Regions from separate parts of the Mus musculus genome. Here region 2 is linked to region 1. The links are chromatin contacts, found by Hi-C or POLR2A ChIA-PET in ENCODE. All regions are on one chromosome and are shown on one strand. Each heading gives the region's core, a stretch centred on a gene start or an enhancer-like site at or near the end of the contact. The rest is flanking DNA. Distances are from core to core; before and after follow the strand shown. Region 1 holds the start of Mrpl2 (mitochondrial ribosomal protein L2). Region 2 holds the start of Mea1 (male enhanced antigen 1).

Region 1 (7,203 bases), core at 3,295-5,794:
CCGCGGTCGATCGGAAGCCCAGAATAGGGGCAGGGGCTGCGGTGGGGCTCTGGCCACCTCAGAAGTCCGCCGGGATCCTGGCGCGAGGCCTGTCCTTTGCAGAGCTAGGGACGCGCGGAACACGATGGCGGCTGCGGCGCTGGCGAGTGTTTGGGCCCCGCCTGGGCCCCCTGAAGGGGTCTAGGCGCAGAGGAGGGGGCGTGCCTCTGCAGGAGACAGGCGGGCAGAGGGCGTGACCAGCAGAGGCCTCCGAGGCGCGCCGGCGCACTGCCTGCTGCAGGGTGGAGCCTAGTCCTGGCTGGTGCTCCAGGCGCTCCGAGGCTCCGCCGCCTGCTCCAGCCACCGCTCGCTTCCGCCTGATTTAGCGGAAAGCTGGGGGCCGGGGGCCATCAGCGGGCGGAGTAGCGGGTGCCACCTGGACGACGCAGCCCTCCAGTCCTGCACCGCCCTTTCCTCTTCCTCTTAGTCCTCCTTCCTGCTGCCGGAAGTGCCTTCCCATTTCCCAAAGCCAGAACTGGATAGGACCTTGGAGGTCATTTCTGCCCCCTCCCCATCCGTTTTTCCATCCTCTTCCCTCTATCCCTGTTTACTTCTTGTCCATTCTGTACCGCGCCCTCCCAAGTGAAAAGGTAGTAAGAGATAAAAACAAGAGACATTTTATTAGAGTCCAGGGCAATCAGTTTTGGGCAGCAGCGGAGGGCAGCTTCACATAACTCTTCATGGGTGGTAGTGGCCGAATCTTTCGGCCGGCCCAGCCTCCCTTGCGTTGCCACAGCCCACTGTTAGGCCTCTTGCCCAGCCAGCGGTTCCTTCCTGCCTTGCCGATGACCCGCTGGTTATGGTTAACGTTGGATACTCGGCCTACAGTTGCAGTGCATGACTCCAGCACCTGACAAGAGAAGCAGACAAGAACGCACCGGTGGGGACACGAGGCTGGCAGGGCAGTGTTGGGAACACTACTCTGGGTGACTTCTTACACTCAATGAGGGACGGGAGAAGGGAGAAACACAAAACATTAGAATATAAACGTGGGTCCAACAATGAATTAAAAGTTAAGGAAAAGACTCCCCATATCTATGTTTGTGTCTGTGGTTTTCTTTTGGAGTCAGGGTCTGGGAAGGTATGTAGTCTTGGCTGACCTGGCACTGCACCAAGACACCCCTGCCTCTGACTCTTGAGAGATGGGATTAAAAGCCAGTTCCAACCTGGTGGTTCAACCTACGTCTTTTTCTGGTTTTTTGAGAAAGCCTAGGTGGCTTGCTTCTTTTGCCTCAGTGTCTGGGATGCTGGGGTTACAGACACGGATGGCCCGGCCTGGCTGGGAAGGGCATCTCGACTCTAAAGTTCCAGCCTGATATGGCATGCTTAGTCAGGTAGCAGAAACAGAGCAGACACAGAGGGAGGCACTGCCTGGCATCATAAACACTTGGGAGACACTGAGGGACATTCTAAAACTTCCTTCTCTTTTTCTTTTTGTTTTTTGAGGTAGGGTTTCTCTGTGTAGCCCTGGCTGTCCTGGAACTCACTCTGTAGACCAAGCTGGCCTTGAACTCAGAAATCCACCTGCCTCTGCCTCCCAAGTGCTGGGATTAAAGGCATGCGTCACCACTGCCCGGCCAAAACTTCCTTCTTTGCTGACCCCTCCCATCTGTGCCCATACACACCTGCATTTGCCTCTTCGAGGGCAGCTGGATAATGGCTGTCCCGTTCACCTTCCGAAGCAGCACACCGCATGTCCCTGGGGAAGGGGAAACAGCTTGGCCACCTTCCACAAATCAGAGGGAGGTTTCCATGGGGATCTGAGGCCACATGCCACCCTTCCTTTGCCCTTGGGGGGGCACATGAAACACAGAAGATCATACACTATGATCTAGGCTAAAACAAAGCACAGATTGATCCTCTCATTGTTTGTTTCTTCCTGTCCTGGAACAGATGTGAGTCTAAAGGGTTCCCAGAATAGTGCTATCCCAATTGTGGGATGTGTGTAGCTTTTGTGCCCATACCTGCAGCTCGGATATACTGGGCTCCCCGGCCAGGCTCGCTCTCTACGTTGTTGATGAGGGTCCCCACAGGCAGCGCCCCAAGTGGATGTGCATCCCCCTCCTGGGCGGCCACTAGAAAACAGGATCTCATCAGCACAAGACCCAGCCACCTCCACCCCACACATCCACCAGCCATCCCTCACCTGCCATCCTGCCTATGTGATTAGAGTTCAGGATTGTATCTCCAGCCTTCATGTTTTCCGTGGCAATGATCCAGCGCTTCCGGCTACCCCCAGCAACCAGAGCTATGTCTGCAGACCTGTTCAGGATGATGGACAAAGCCCACATTTTCTGAGAAGCTACAAAACAACAATTCAGACCACACCATCATCATTTCCCATCCCAAACTTGCCTACAAGGATCATAGCGGACTACCACAACCTTCTCCTCAAACGGTTCTGGTGCCTTTTCCTTTTCTGGCCGGAACCGTAGAAAGTCAATCATGCGATAATTCTGTTTGTGGCCTCCACCGATACCATGCACTCGGATGCGGCCTAGGATCAAGACAGTTCAGGCATGTGATTCAGGTTAGAATAACTCTCAGCCTAGATTGGACAGTAGTACTCCCTCACTATTATATCACAAACAGAAAAACGACAAAGGGTTGGTGGTATAGCAGTACAGAGCTTGCCTTGTGAGCGCTGAGGTCCCAGGTTCGAGCCACAGTATGTGGGTGAACAGAGGCCAGGGCTTCCTTGCAAAAGTAGTGGGGTAACACTTATATGGCTCAATAAAAATATGATTATTAAAACTGTACTGGAAGGGATATACACTGGACTCCCATCATTAAACCATTATAATGTTGGTCCCTTGCATTGAGCAGGTTTTCTGTTTCTCTGTGGTCTCTTCTTCAGCTTCAGTCATGACCCACACGGTGAGATGCACCTCAATGACATCTTACAAGCTATAGTGCACTGCTATATAGACATCCAGGATGCTAATGCAGTCGGGCAGTGGTGGCACACGCCTTTAATCCCAGCACTCAGGAGGCAGAGGCAGGCAGATTTCTGAGTTTGAGGCCAGCCTGGTCTACAGAGTGAGCTCCAGGACAGCCAGGGCTACACAGAGAAACCCTGTCTCAAAAAACAAAACAAAACAAAAAACAAACAAAAAAAAAAAACCCCAGGAGCCTAACACACTTTCCTCCTGAATGCTCCAGGCCCTTTTCCCACCTGTATGGTCTCGACCCCCAGACTTCCTCATCTTCACTGGTTTAACTGTGTACTTGGTACGACTCTTCCAGGACACAAACTTGGCACTGCGGTCCGCAGACATATGCACTGGGCGGTAAGAGGGCGACACCAAGGCAGGGGGCAGCTGAAGGAGGACATTGCTCTGTATCTAGGGATTAAAGGAAATATTCTCTTTTAGAGAACCAAGCAAGAAAGCACCTAGACTAAGTTTAGCTTCCCAGAAACATCTCAGAACGCTGCCCCCTAATCTCCAACCTTCACAAATACCAGTGTAATGTGTTTATCCAGTTACTTGGTAATCACTTGGTAAACCTCTGATATAATTCTCCAAGGAAATGGTCTCCCTTTCATCATCTTCTAAATCCTTTCAAGTTCTTGCCTGGAAACCTTTCCTTCCCTGAAGAATTCACTTCTCCAGAGCTGGTAAACTCCACACACCTATCACCACCATCAGCAGTGGTGCCTTTTGCCCAATGCACGGTTTGAGGAATTTTCGAGTATGAATGGAAATGATTATTTTGCTTTTCCACTGGCTGTAGACTAAGTGTTTGGTTTAGCTTGAATTATAAAATATACATTCGCTAAATTCTGCCATGCTCAGCCTGAGAAATGCAGAGAAGCAAGATCAGTAATTTCTTTTCTTTTCTTTCTTTCTTTCTTTTGTGTGTGTGTGTGATTCACCATTGCCCACTACAGACCCACTGTTCGACAGTCCCTAATATCAGCAATAACCCAGTCGTACATTAAAACAGTTAAGAGCACTGGTTCTAGGAGGTAGAGGAAGCGCATAGAATGAGCGAGGCTCTAGGTTTAATCTGCAGTAGCAGGGCAAGTTGCGAAGCCCGTCTGTCTAGCCCCAGAAGGTGTAAGACTGCTGACCAGGTTTCTCATCCCCAAAATGTGCATAAGAACTCTCAGGAGGTCGGTTAATTCAGTCCTCTTCTCTGCCTGGTTTACGGCTGGCACCTTAATGTTACTTCTGCAACCTGTTTAGTAAAGGCTTGCAAAAGCACTTGGAAGCCCGTATCTGAGATCGGGATTGACGGAGAACGAAGGTCACGTGATCTCGCCTAGCCTTGCGGGATCCCGGACAGCCCAGGCGGAAAGAACCAATCCTAGTTCCCAGGTAAGCGGATTACCTGGGCAGCAGGGAGCAGAGTCGGAACCCGGGCGGTAATGGCCGCGGATGCCAGGCTCAAAGAGCGCAGAGCACTCGTCAGCGCACACAGCGCCATGGGCCGGCCGGGCTCCTCCGCGCCGTGCTCGCTTTTACCTTCATCCAGAGCCTGGCGCTCTGGGATGACGTTCCGGTCCCGGTCCCGTCGCTTTCCAATGACGCGAGAGAGGCGGGCACAGAACGGCAGCGCCGCAGGATACACGCTTTCTTGCCTCTCCAAAGAACAAGTTCTCAGCCAATCATCGGGGGGGGGGGTTGCTCGGGTCACGTGACGGGCGGCAGTCCCCGCCCCTTGGAGCCGTCAAAACAATTGCCTCGAGCGGCAGCCATGATAAATTTAAAGGGGCAGCACCCACGGAGGCGGTAGCCGGACCGGCAGACTGCAGGTGAGTCTTTGGGAGTACCCCTGGGGCTGAGAATTAAGATTACACTGACTCTTATTCCCACATTCCGGGACAAATGAATAAGTCCCTTCCTACTAACCTCAGAAAACTTTAGACTGACTCAAAAACTCCGCCCCCCCGCGATTCTTCCCCGCCCCTCGGCGTCCAGACAGTGGGATAACCTGCCCCGCCCCCTATGGGAACCCCTGACTGTGACCTCGAGCTGGTCTGATGTCGGGTCCCGGGCAGCAACTCTGTTCTCACTCACTCTGCCCTTCCTCTCCCCTCAGCCTTTGGCGATCTTACTCTGTCCTCACCCTCGGCCCTCGGGGCGAGGCAGGAACCTTAGACACTCCTGAACTGTGGGCCCTCAGGCTTCGGTAGCCTGCGCTCGGAGCCTTGCTCCGTGACCCCACTGTGCTCAGCAGATCTGCTATGCATCCCTGAACCATCCGGCACTTGCGAGACATTTTAAGGCGCCTGTTAGGTGATTATGTCAGACAAAGCTATGGAAGGAGGCGATTGCCGTAATCCTGTTGGGAATCCTAACCGGGTCTCCCTTCTCAGGGACACCACACCCCTTGCTGCAGGTCTCCTTATCGGGAGAAAGTAACTGCACCGAGCTGGAATGAGGAGAGTGACTTAAGGAAGAAGGGACATTAGTACAAGTCTTTGAAGAACCTGTAGGCTGGAGGAGGGAGGGTGTTTGTCCTGGGTGGGGCTCCGTGCCAGGTCCTCTGAGAGGCTGTGAGGTGGTGACAGAGAAGGGGTGGGACTGCCGGACTTCTGGACTTTGGGCAGTACAAAGCCTTCTAAATCCTTAGTTTCAGGTCAGAGTTTCTTCCGGGCTCTGGCCTGGGAGCCGCCTGAAGCCAAGAGCTTCTGCTCTGTAAGCAGGTAAGGAGACTTCAGGGATGAGTTTGGAGGAAGTAGGAAGACCGGCTGAATTCGGGGGGGGGGGGGGGGAGTGAGGCCAGAAGGTGGTTTGGAAGGAGATCAGCAGGTTGGGAGGTGCTGGGCTTAGTGCCTTTGCTGATGCAGCCTGAAGACCTTGAACCTTCCAGAGCCTTGTCATGACGGCTGCTGTTTCCTGTACTCCCACATCCCTAACCTTGGGTCCTTCCCCTTTATTGGGACACTGCTTTCTGCACAGCTCTCCCACAAGTCCTCTGTGATTCTTACAATGCTTCAGATCCCCTGCTTCCTTTCCCTAACCTATGCTCTGTCTCCAATTGCCAAGTCCTGAATTCCTCTAGCTCCAAGCCTGCCCGATTGTCCTACAGATCTCTATCCAGGTTAATTCCTCTCCCTCACCTTAGTTTTATGGTCAGTGCCGTGGAACTCCTCCTCTTTCATCAGCTTAGCCATGGGGTCGGCCATACTCTTTTCCCTTTGCGGGATGCCCACCAATCTCTAGTAGTATGTCTTTTCTCTGCCCCACCTGAACTCTGTGGTTTCTCTTTAGCCTAGGATGTCAGGCTTGGTGTTGGGGCAGCGGGATGAGCCTGCAGGGCACCGGCTCAGTCAAGAGGAGATCTTGGGCAGCACCAAGGTGGTGAGCCAAGGGCTGGAGGCCCTACACAGTGAACATCAGGCAGTGCTGCAGAGCCTGTCCCACACCATTGAGTGTCTGCAACAGGGAGGCCATGAGGAAGGACTGGTCCATGAGAAGGCCCGGCAGCTGCGGCGGTCTATGGAGAACATCGAGCTGGGGCTGAGCGAGGCCCAGGTAAGAATAAGGGGGGATGCCAAGTGTTCCAGTGACATGATGCAAGTTTGGGGGTCTCCTTGTCCTAGAAACTTGGATTTGTTGATTCGTTAAATGTTCATTAAGTGACTACTGTGTGTCAACTCTTCTGCATGCTGGTGGTGCAGTATAGAACACCACAGCACAGTTCTTCTCGGAGCTGATATTATAGCTGGGAGAGTCAGCTAGAGCTCAGGTAAATATGTAAATGATTTACTGGGCCAGAGTGATCATTGCTAAGGACAGAACAAAGACAAAGAAAGAAGGGAAGGGGCTGGAGGGATGGCTGAGGGGTTAAGAGCTATGTGCTCTTCTAGAGGTCCTGAGTTCAAGTCCCAGCAATGGTGGCTCACAACCATGTAATGGGATCTGATGCCCTCTTCTGGTGTGTCTGAAGAGTGACAGTGTACTCATATGCATCAAATAAAGACATAAAGCTTTAAGAAAGGAGGGAAGTAGGAAGAGGATACAGAGCTGTCATAAAATCCCTCACTTAAAAGGTGATGTTTGAGCAGAGAGGGTGAGGATGCGCACCATGGGATTGATGGTCCAGCAGGCAGCACAGGCACACAGGCCTTGCTTGGAGCCTGGCTCATAGGTTTAGTGATTTGCAGAGCTGCTGTGGGTTCCTGCAGGGTGCAAAGTGAGTGAGGGCACAATG
Region 2 (7,203 bases), core at 1,765-4,264, 35 kb before region 1:
GTCCCCAGATGCTGAAGGACATCAAGAAGGACAAAGTGCTGCTCCGGAGGAAGTCAGAGCTGCCACAGGACGTGTACACCATCAAGGCACTAGAGGCGCACAAGCGGGCAGAAGAGTTCCTGACTGCCAGCCAGGAGGCCCTCTGACCCCCTCACCTTCCCTTCCCACAGGATTCCAGCCCACTCAGCCCTGGGATGCAGCCCAGCCCTCCACCCTCTGCTCCTCATCGGCTGACCTGGGGCAGAACGGCACCTCTCTGGCTACTCTAGAGGATGCAGGCACTGGAAGCGGGATGCCCAGAGCGCTCCCTCTTCTCCCCTAAACGTGTTCATGCCTCCCTGTGGCTAGTACAGACAGGCTGAGCACTGAGTGCTCAGTGCTTAGACAACCTGGGGGTGCCTGTCCCCCTGCTCCTAACCCCACAGCTGCCTGAAACTGTTCTGAGAAATACACACAGGAATCACATGTCCCTCTCTACCCCCTTAATCCTCATCTGAAGTTGAGGTGTCTCTCCTCTCCCTGCAGAGTACAACAGGAGACTGTCACCAAAGTCACGTTAAGCTCCGTTGGCCCCTTGAGCGAAGAGCTGGAGGGAACCAATCCCCAGCAGCACAAATAGGCCCCTAGACCCAGCTTTATGCAGGCGGGGGTGGTAGTGTGTTTCTTTGTATCCTATACCTAACCAAGACAACACAGAGGACAAACAAGTTACGGACACTAGATGACTAGTGGGCCCGGTGGGGAGAAAGAACCATCTGCCTTGCCCTCTCTGGCAAGCAGCAGTCCTGGGATCACACATTTGCAAGGGACCACCCTGTGGCTGACTGCTTTCCCTTGTGCTCTTGGTTCCCAGAGCTATAAAGAAGGAGGCAGGAGCAGTGCTCCAAGCATGGCTCCCTGCTGTGCCTGTTTATTTCCTGGTTTCTGCTGACGCTGGGCTGGGCGGGTCCTCACCTGTACCCTCTAGGCGCTCAGAAACAAAAGCCTGGGGAGGGCTGGACCAGGATTCAGGAGCACAGGCGGTGTGGCTTCTGGCTGTGTACACAGGGTGCTTTATTCTCCACAGAGTGATACATGCTAAGGTGGGCTGGGCTTGGGCCGATGTCCCCATATGTACAGAACTGAATAAAGTGGGTCTCTGAGAGGTCTGAGTCGCCTTGGTGTGAAAGGGACATGGGAAGGAGGAGGCTGTTAAGACCAGAGTTGTTAGTCCTGTGCTGGTCCTGACTTGGAATGTAGGGAGGTAAGGCAGCTCGCTCTCTGGTCACTTCCAGGCAGGGGATGCCTGCCGGGCTTGGAGGGCTTTCTGTACCACATCTTCCCACTGAGCGTCCGAGATCTCCCGAGCCCAGGCAGGAACCCCTGGTGCAGGCAGGCTTACTCCAGCCATCGTCCTTTTCACCAGCTCTACATGTTCTGAAAGCACAGCCAGACTGGTTAGGGAATAAAGAACGGGACCAGCAGCCGGGCGTGGTGGCGCACGCCTTTAATCCCAGCACTCGGGAGGCAGAGGCAGGCGGATTTCTGAGTTCGAGGCCAGCCTGGTCTACAAAGTGAGCTCCAGGACAGCCAGGGCTATACAGAGAAACCCTGTCTCGAAAACCCAAAAAAAAAAAAAAAAAAAAAAAAAAGAACGGGACCAGCTCCTCTCTCCCTAGTGCCTCAGTCAGCCCAAGACCCCCAACACATCATCACGCCCTCATTATTGCCAGGTCTGCCCATTCCCAAGTCTAGTGAGACAGCATTTCACTTAGATTCTGAAGTCCACAAAATCTCAGGTAACGAAATTTTTAGGAATAAAGTGATCTTGTTTGGGGGTGAGGGGGAGAATGGGGGGCATTGTATTCGGTTTTTCTCTGTGCAGCCCTGACTCTCCTGGAATTTGCTCTGTAGACCAGGAGACCACCAGCCTGCCTCTGCCTCATGAGCGCTGGGATTAAAGGTGTGCACCACCATGCCCAGTTCTTACTAGTTTTTGGTAATTATTTCTAAATGAAGGAATGAGCTTTGGTTGTTTTTGTACCTGGGTCCATGGGGATAGAGCTGTGGCTGCTCAATGCGGCGGCTCCCTCCTCATCTTCATCCTCACTCTCCAATGGAGGGTCTGGCAGATGAAGCCCCAGGGCCTGCAGAACCAGAGAAGATAATTTGTTAGGCGCCCCTCCCCCTGCCATTATGATAAACAGCTGTTGGTACATTCCATCTCATCTGCTTAGTAACAGCATCCTCCACCATACCTGGATCCGATCTTGGATGTCAGCAGCTCCATCTTCTCCTTCACCCACTGGTGCCAATTCCACCTCTTCTTGTTCAGGGTCTTGATTGAGGGGCTGGTACGAGTAGCCTGCTGGGCCTGCTCCTGTTTCCTCCTGCTCTTCCTCGGGTTCTTCACTGCTCCAATCCCCAGTTCCTTCTGTAGGACCCTGATGTGGCCCTAAGTCCTCAGTCTGATTGGGGAAGATACGCTCAGGGCCCATGGTGTCTCCCCCTAGAACTACTGCTGCCATCCGGGCAGGGGCTGCAGGGACAGAAAGGCGGGATAGGGATGGGATGAAACCAGGTCTCCTTTCACGTTCAGCCACCCACTTCCCTCTCGCATGGAACTTGCATCTTCCTCCCGTCTCTCCTGCCTCCCTGTCTCAAGTTTGGGTTCTCATATTGAGCTGGAGCACACACGTCTTTAACTCGCCCGATTCCTAAATGAACCGACCACCGGAGGGTTTCACCTCTTCCTAAAAGCCTCTTCCCAGAACCTCGCCCCTCTCACCACGCCCCTCCTCTGGAGGTAACTGCTGGTCGCCAGGCTACCCACCATAGCGCGTCCCCGCCCCTCATTCCCTCTATTCCGGGGGAGTGTAGTACCGCCTGGCAAAAACCCCTTCAGGCCCAGGGTCTCCCCTTCAATGGCCCCAGCTACAGAGTCCCCTACCCGCCCCACTGATTCTCGGCGTTGGTATTTCCTCGCGCCTCACCCTCTCAGAGCCCACAGCCGGACCCGCACCTTCACTTCCGGCGGGGCAGGACATGCTGGGGCTCTTAGTCCTCCAGCCCCGCCCCGTGCCCGAGACTGACGCAAGCGAGGACAAGTCCGCCTCTTGCCCCGCCTCCGCCATCCCCTGCCCGGACCACAAAGAACTACATTACCCAGTGACCCTCAGGCGTGCGACGTGAACTGGTGTTCTGCGCATGCGCACAAACCGGCCCCGCCCACCCGCTCCCCATCTTTCGGCCCTGGGGTAATTCGTGGACTACAAGTCCCTGAAGCTGTCGGGCCGGCAATTCTCACTGCACGTGCGCGTCCCGCTGCCCGCCGGAAGGACGAAGTCTGGCAGTGTTTATCTCGTTGGGGACCGAGGAATCGGTTGGCGGGCAACGGGTTCTAGGCTGCTGGCAGCGCGAGGACCCGCGGCCCCACCCCGGCCCGGCCTGGCAGGTAGCCTGGGATGGGTTGGGGGGATGAGGAAAATTGAAGGGACAGGCGACGCCCATTGCCTACGGCTGGGGCCGCGCGGGAGGGGCTGAGAAGGCTGAGCTGGGGGTGGGGAGGGAGCTAGGGGGATGCTGGGAAAGAGGAGTGTTAATGGTCCGCGAAAGGGTTAGGGGAAAATGGCCTGGAGACGGGTGGGAGAGACCTGGTGGCTGGAGGAAGCGCTGAGAGAAGTGGACGAGTGGGTTCCGAAGAGAATCAGGAAGCTGAGCATAATGGCAGGGGGAGGGGGCAGTGTGGCGTCGTGGGGGAGGGGCGGCTGAGAAAGGTGGACTACAACCGGAGACCAGTCTCATTCACAGAGCGGTATGGTTGGCAGGGGATAAGAATGGCTTGCTTCCCTTCGTGAACTTAGACGAGTTAGAGGGCTCTGGTGTGGACCTTGAAGTGGTGGGAGGAGGAACTGCAAGGCTCTCGGGAAATTAAGAAGGGAAGGGGCGCGAGCAGGGAGGGGAAGCCGACCTCAGGGGCTGGGATGTTGAAAATGGCCTATTGGTGGGAAATGCTGGAGACCCAGAGATAACGTATAACCTCCTGCCTCCGAGTTCTCCTTAGGAAGATGGAGTCTTCCTCCGTCTGCCACTGGGATTGTAGTCTTATCTTTGTGCATTTTCGTTTTATCTGGACTTACTTTCAAAGGAGAGTAAAAGATATGAAGGAGGTTGATAGGCTCTCCACCACCACGTTCTTTCCTTTCTTTCTCTATTTTTTGTTTGTTTTTTTTTTTTGAGACAGGTTCTTGTAGCTCTGGCTAATTTGGGACTTACTGTGTAGACCCAGGTGGCTGACCTTAATTACACAGACATCCCCCTGCCTCCATGCCCCAGCACGAGTGCCTTGGACTTGGATTCTTAAGCTTTCAGTCCTCTTTCTCTGATAAGCAAAAATTGAAGAGCCTGAGTAATGAAGGAACAGTTTAACTTTTGGCTGCTGCTGTTTCACATTGAGAGAGATGGCTACTTAAAGTATACAGTGAAAGGTTGTGGGGGCAGTTGATTCATGAAAGCTGCGTCTGTCCCCTTGAAGGGAACCTCCTTTGCTTGAGGTGCACCCACCCCACCCCCGAGGTTTTTCCTCCCTGCCAAGGATTTTTGAACAGGAAGTGAATGATCACCCAAACCCAGCAGATGTCTCCTGGCAAAGGCATCGCTAGTTGCAAAAAGATTTGCCTGAAAGAGCTCTCAGATATACCTGTTATCACTAGGCTGGCCGGCTGTCTTTACAAAGCCGTGGCCCCTCTCATCTTTGGGGCTTTCTCTTGTCCTGCCCAAAGGTATTTTTGCTTTCTTTCCTCTTTCCAATCTACACTCCTACCCCATCTCTCCTCTAGAGACCCAGACAGGGGCAGGGCTGCTGGAAGTGGCGTGTTCGCTAACAATAGTCCGGCTGAGAAAGTTGAGGGCGCTCCTCCCTGCCCCCGACTCTCAGTATACACATACCTTTCTGGTTTAAGTTTCTAGTCCTGGCAGCATACGAGCCACAGCTGTCAAAGGAACTCCTCGTGCCTGTAGACACCCTGGGTGACCCCAGGGACAACGGATCAGCTTGACAAGAACGCTCTGTGAGGGGCTAATCAACCATGGTTACATGGAGTTCCCTGTCCTAGGTAGGGACACTGTTCTCCTCTGAAAGCCTAAAGCTCCTTTTTACTTTAAAGCACCCATGCCAGCTCTCAGTGGACTGTCTGGGGCTGGCTGGGCTATTAATAGCTGTGAGTATTTTGAGATCCCTACCTTTAAGAGATGGAGGGAAATTCTTAGAGAGGTGGCAGTAAACAGAGCCAGAAGCAAGAACACACCCAGTATGGAAAAGGGCTGGGAGGCTGGGGGCTTGGAGCTTGTTCCAAGCCGGGGGCAGGGTGGAGTTGACAGATGCGGGGGGGGGGGGGGGGGGGCAGTCATGATCACCAGATTCTGAGCTGGCAGTCAGGTTAAGGTGGCCCCACCCTTCACTGTGGGAGAACACAGGGCCAGGGCAAGCTCCTTGACCTCTGCGGCTCTCTTGGGGCAGGGCCAGCCACCTGAGCTGTGATCAGTGTCCCTGTAGAGGGGTGGTGTAGGAGGGCCACTGGGGTGGCACTTAGAGGCAAAGACTGGTTCTGGGCAGCCACCGTGAAGCTCATCTGAGGAACCCGTGGCACCGATTTGTGTACAGGTAGCAGAGGCAGCAGGCCGTGCCGGGGGGGCATGTTCCTGTAACCTGTGGCCCAGGGGATGTTACGGTGGACAGTGCATCTGGAGGGCGGGCCACGCAGGGTGAACCATGCTGCAGTGGCTGTCGGGCACCGAGTATATTCCTTCGGGGGTTACTGCTCTGGGGAAGACTACGAAACACTACGGCAGATAGATGTGCACATTTTCAATGCTGGTAAGCCAGTCCCGTATCTTTCTGGAGTCCCTACACCATGGGAGGTAGTGGGCACCTGAATGAAGTGCAGTGGTGGTCTCTGCGGCAAGGGGGTTGGGTAAGAATGGTTGGTTTGGGACAAGGTGGCAGCTTGAAAGGAGGTTCCCAGGGCTGAGGAGAGCTGTATCCACAGTGTCCTTGCGTTGGACAAAGCTGCCCCCAGTGAGGCCTGCCGTCCGAGGGCAGGCTCCTGTCGTTCCCTACATGCGCTATGGGCACTCAACCGTCCTCATTGATGACACCGTCTTCCTTTGGGGTGGGCGCAATGACACTGAAGGGGCCTGCAACGTACTCTACGCCTTTGATGTCAGTGAGTATGGGTCTCAAATGACACCTTGGACCTGGGAAAGGGGGGGTTGGGGAGAGTGCTGGAGAATAGAAGGCCAGAATTGAGGCCGGTGTGTCAGCTGACCTGTGTCGTTCTCTTACCTCTCTCAAAAGATACTCACAAGTGGTCTACACCCCGAGTGTCAGGGGCAGTTCCTGGGGCACGGGACGGACATTCAGCTTGTGTCCTGGGCAAGATCATGTACATTTTTGGGGGATATGAACAGCTGGTAAGTCTGGAAAAAAACTTGTTTTATAACAAAAGGAAGAAAAGAGAGAGAAATTTAGCATGGTGGAACAAGAGACTTTTAAGTGGAAGAATAGGTCACAGAGTAACCATTGACACCATTTAAGTGGCAGGATGAGGGTTTCAGAGTAACCAACCATTGACAGTTTTCTACCTTCCATTGCTCAGGCCGACTGCTTTTCCAACGACATCCACAAGCTGGATACCAGCACCATGACATGGACTCTTGTTTGTACAAAGGTCTGCTCTTTGGTCTGTCAGATCCCCACCCTTGGCTGGAATAGCTCAGCGAGTTTCTCCTGCCCGAGCCCATGCTGACTCCCTTCCCCATCTCTCTGCTCTTGGCTAGGGCAATCCTGCACGTTGGAGGGACTTCCACTCAGCCACAATGCTGGGCAATCACATGTATGTCTTTGGGGGCCGTGCAGACCGCTTTGGGCCATTTCATTCCAACAATGAGATCTACTGTAATCGAATTCGAGTCTTTGATACCAGAACGGAGGCCTGGCTCGACTGTCCTCACACGCCGGTGCTGCCTGAGGGGCGCAGGAGCCATTCAGCCTGTGAGTGTCTGTTATTTTTTGGTGCCTGCCCCTGTGCAACTCCATTCTCTTTTGACATGTCTCTGCCCTTCCAGTTGGCTACAATGGAGAGCTGTACATCTTTGGTGGCTACAATGCAAGGCTGAATCGGCATTTCCATGACCTCTGGAAGTTTAATCCTGGTAAAGACCTTT

What was found. Hi-C counts contacts between places; a loop is a spot of excess contacts on that map. ChIA-PET counts read pairs that join two places held with the same protein, here RNA polymerase II (POLR2A).
Region 2: a loop to region 1 is called in a map of heart, with 5 times the contacts of the local background. The contact joins the promoter of Mea1 here to the promoter of Mrpl2 in region 1. A Hi-C loop is called at or near these places in 8 of 37 maps with a recorded cell type or tissue (gastrocnemius, heart and left cerebral cortex). POLR2A ChIA-PET finds 5 or more read pairs at or near these places in 3 of 5 experiments (Patski and embryonic stem cell).

The regions. Positions count from the first base shown.
Region 1 is chr17:46,643,570-46,650,772 of GRCm38, reverse strand. Mrpl2 (mitochondrial ribosomal protein L2) reads right to left here and starts at 4,544. Exons shown (of 7, transcript NM_025302.4): 1 at 4,375-4,544; 2 at 3,215-3,383; 3 at 2,395-2,536; 4 at 2,186-2,301; 5 at 2,004-2,114; 6 at 1,665-1,738; 7 at 641-889. The coding sequence starts at 4,470. The coding sequence ends at 677. Klc4 (kinesin light chain 4) reads left to right here and starts at 4,693. Exons shown (of 16, transcript NM_001357130.1): 1 at 4,693-4,798; 2 at 6,261-6,524. The coding sequence starts at 6,267. It overlaps Cul7 (cullin 7), which reads right to left and starts at 435. Exons shown (of 26, transcript NM_025611.5): 1 at 58-435.
Region 2 is chr17:46,676,932-46,684,134 of GRCm38, reverse strand. Mea1 (male enhanced antigen 1) reads right to left here and starts at 3,014. Exons shown (of 4, transcript NM_010787.2): 1 at 2,930-3,014; 2 at 2,238-2,518; 3 at 2,024-2,126; 4 at 1,009-1,416. The coding sequence starts at 2,507. The coding sequence ends at 1,265. It overlaps Klhdc3 (kelch domain containing 3), which reads left to right and starts at 3,205. Exons shown (of 12, transcript NM_027910.3): 1 at 3,205-3,433; 2 at 4,941-5,093; 3 at 5,642-5,854; 4 at 6,027-6,203; 5 at 6,335-6,450; 6 at 6,636-6,707; 7 at 6,817-7,030; 8 at 7,105-7,191. The coding sequence starts at 5,701. It overlaps Ppp2r5d (protein phosphatase 2, regulatory subunit B', delta), which reads left to right. Exons shown (of 15, transcript NM_009358.3): 15 at 9-1,144. The coding sequence ends at 146.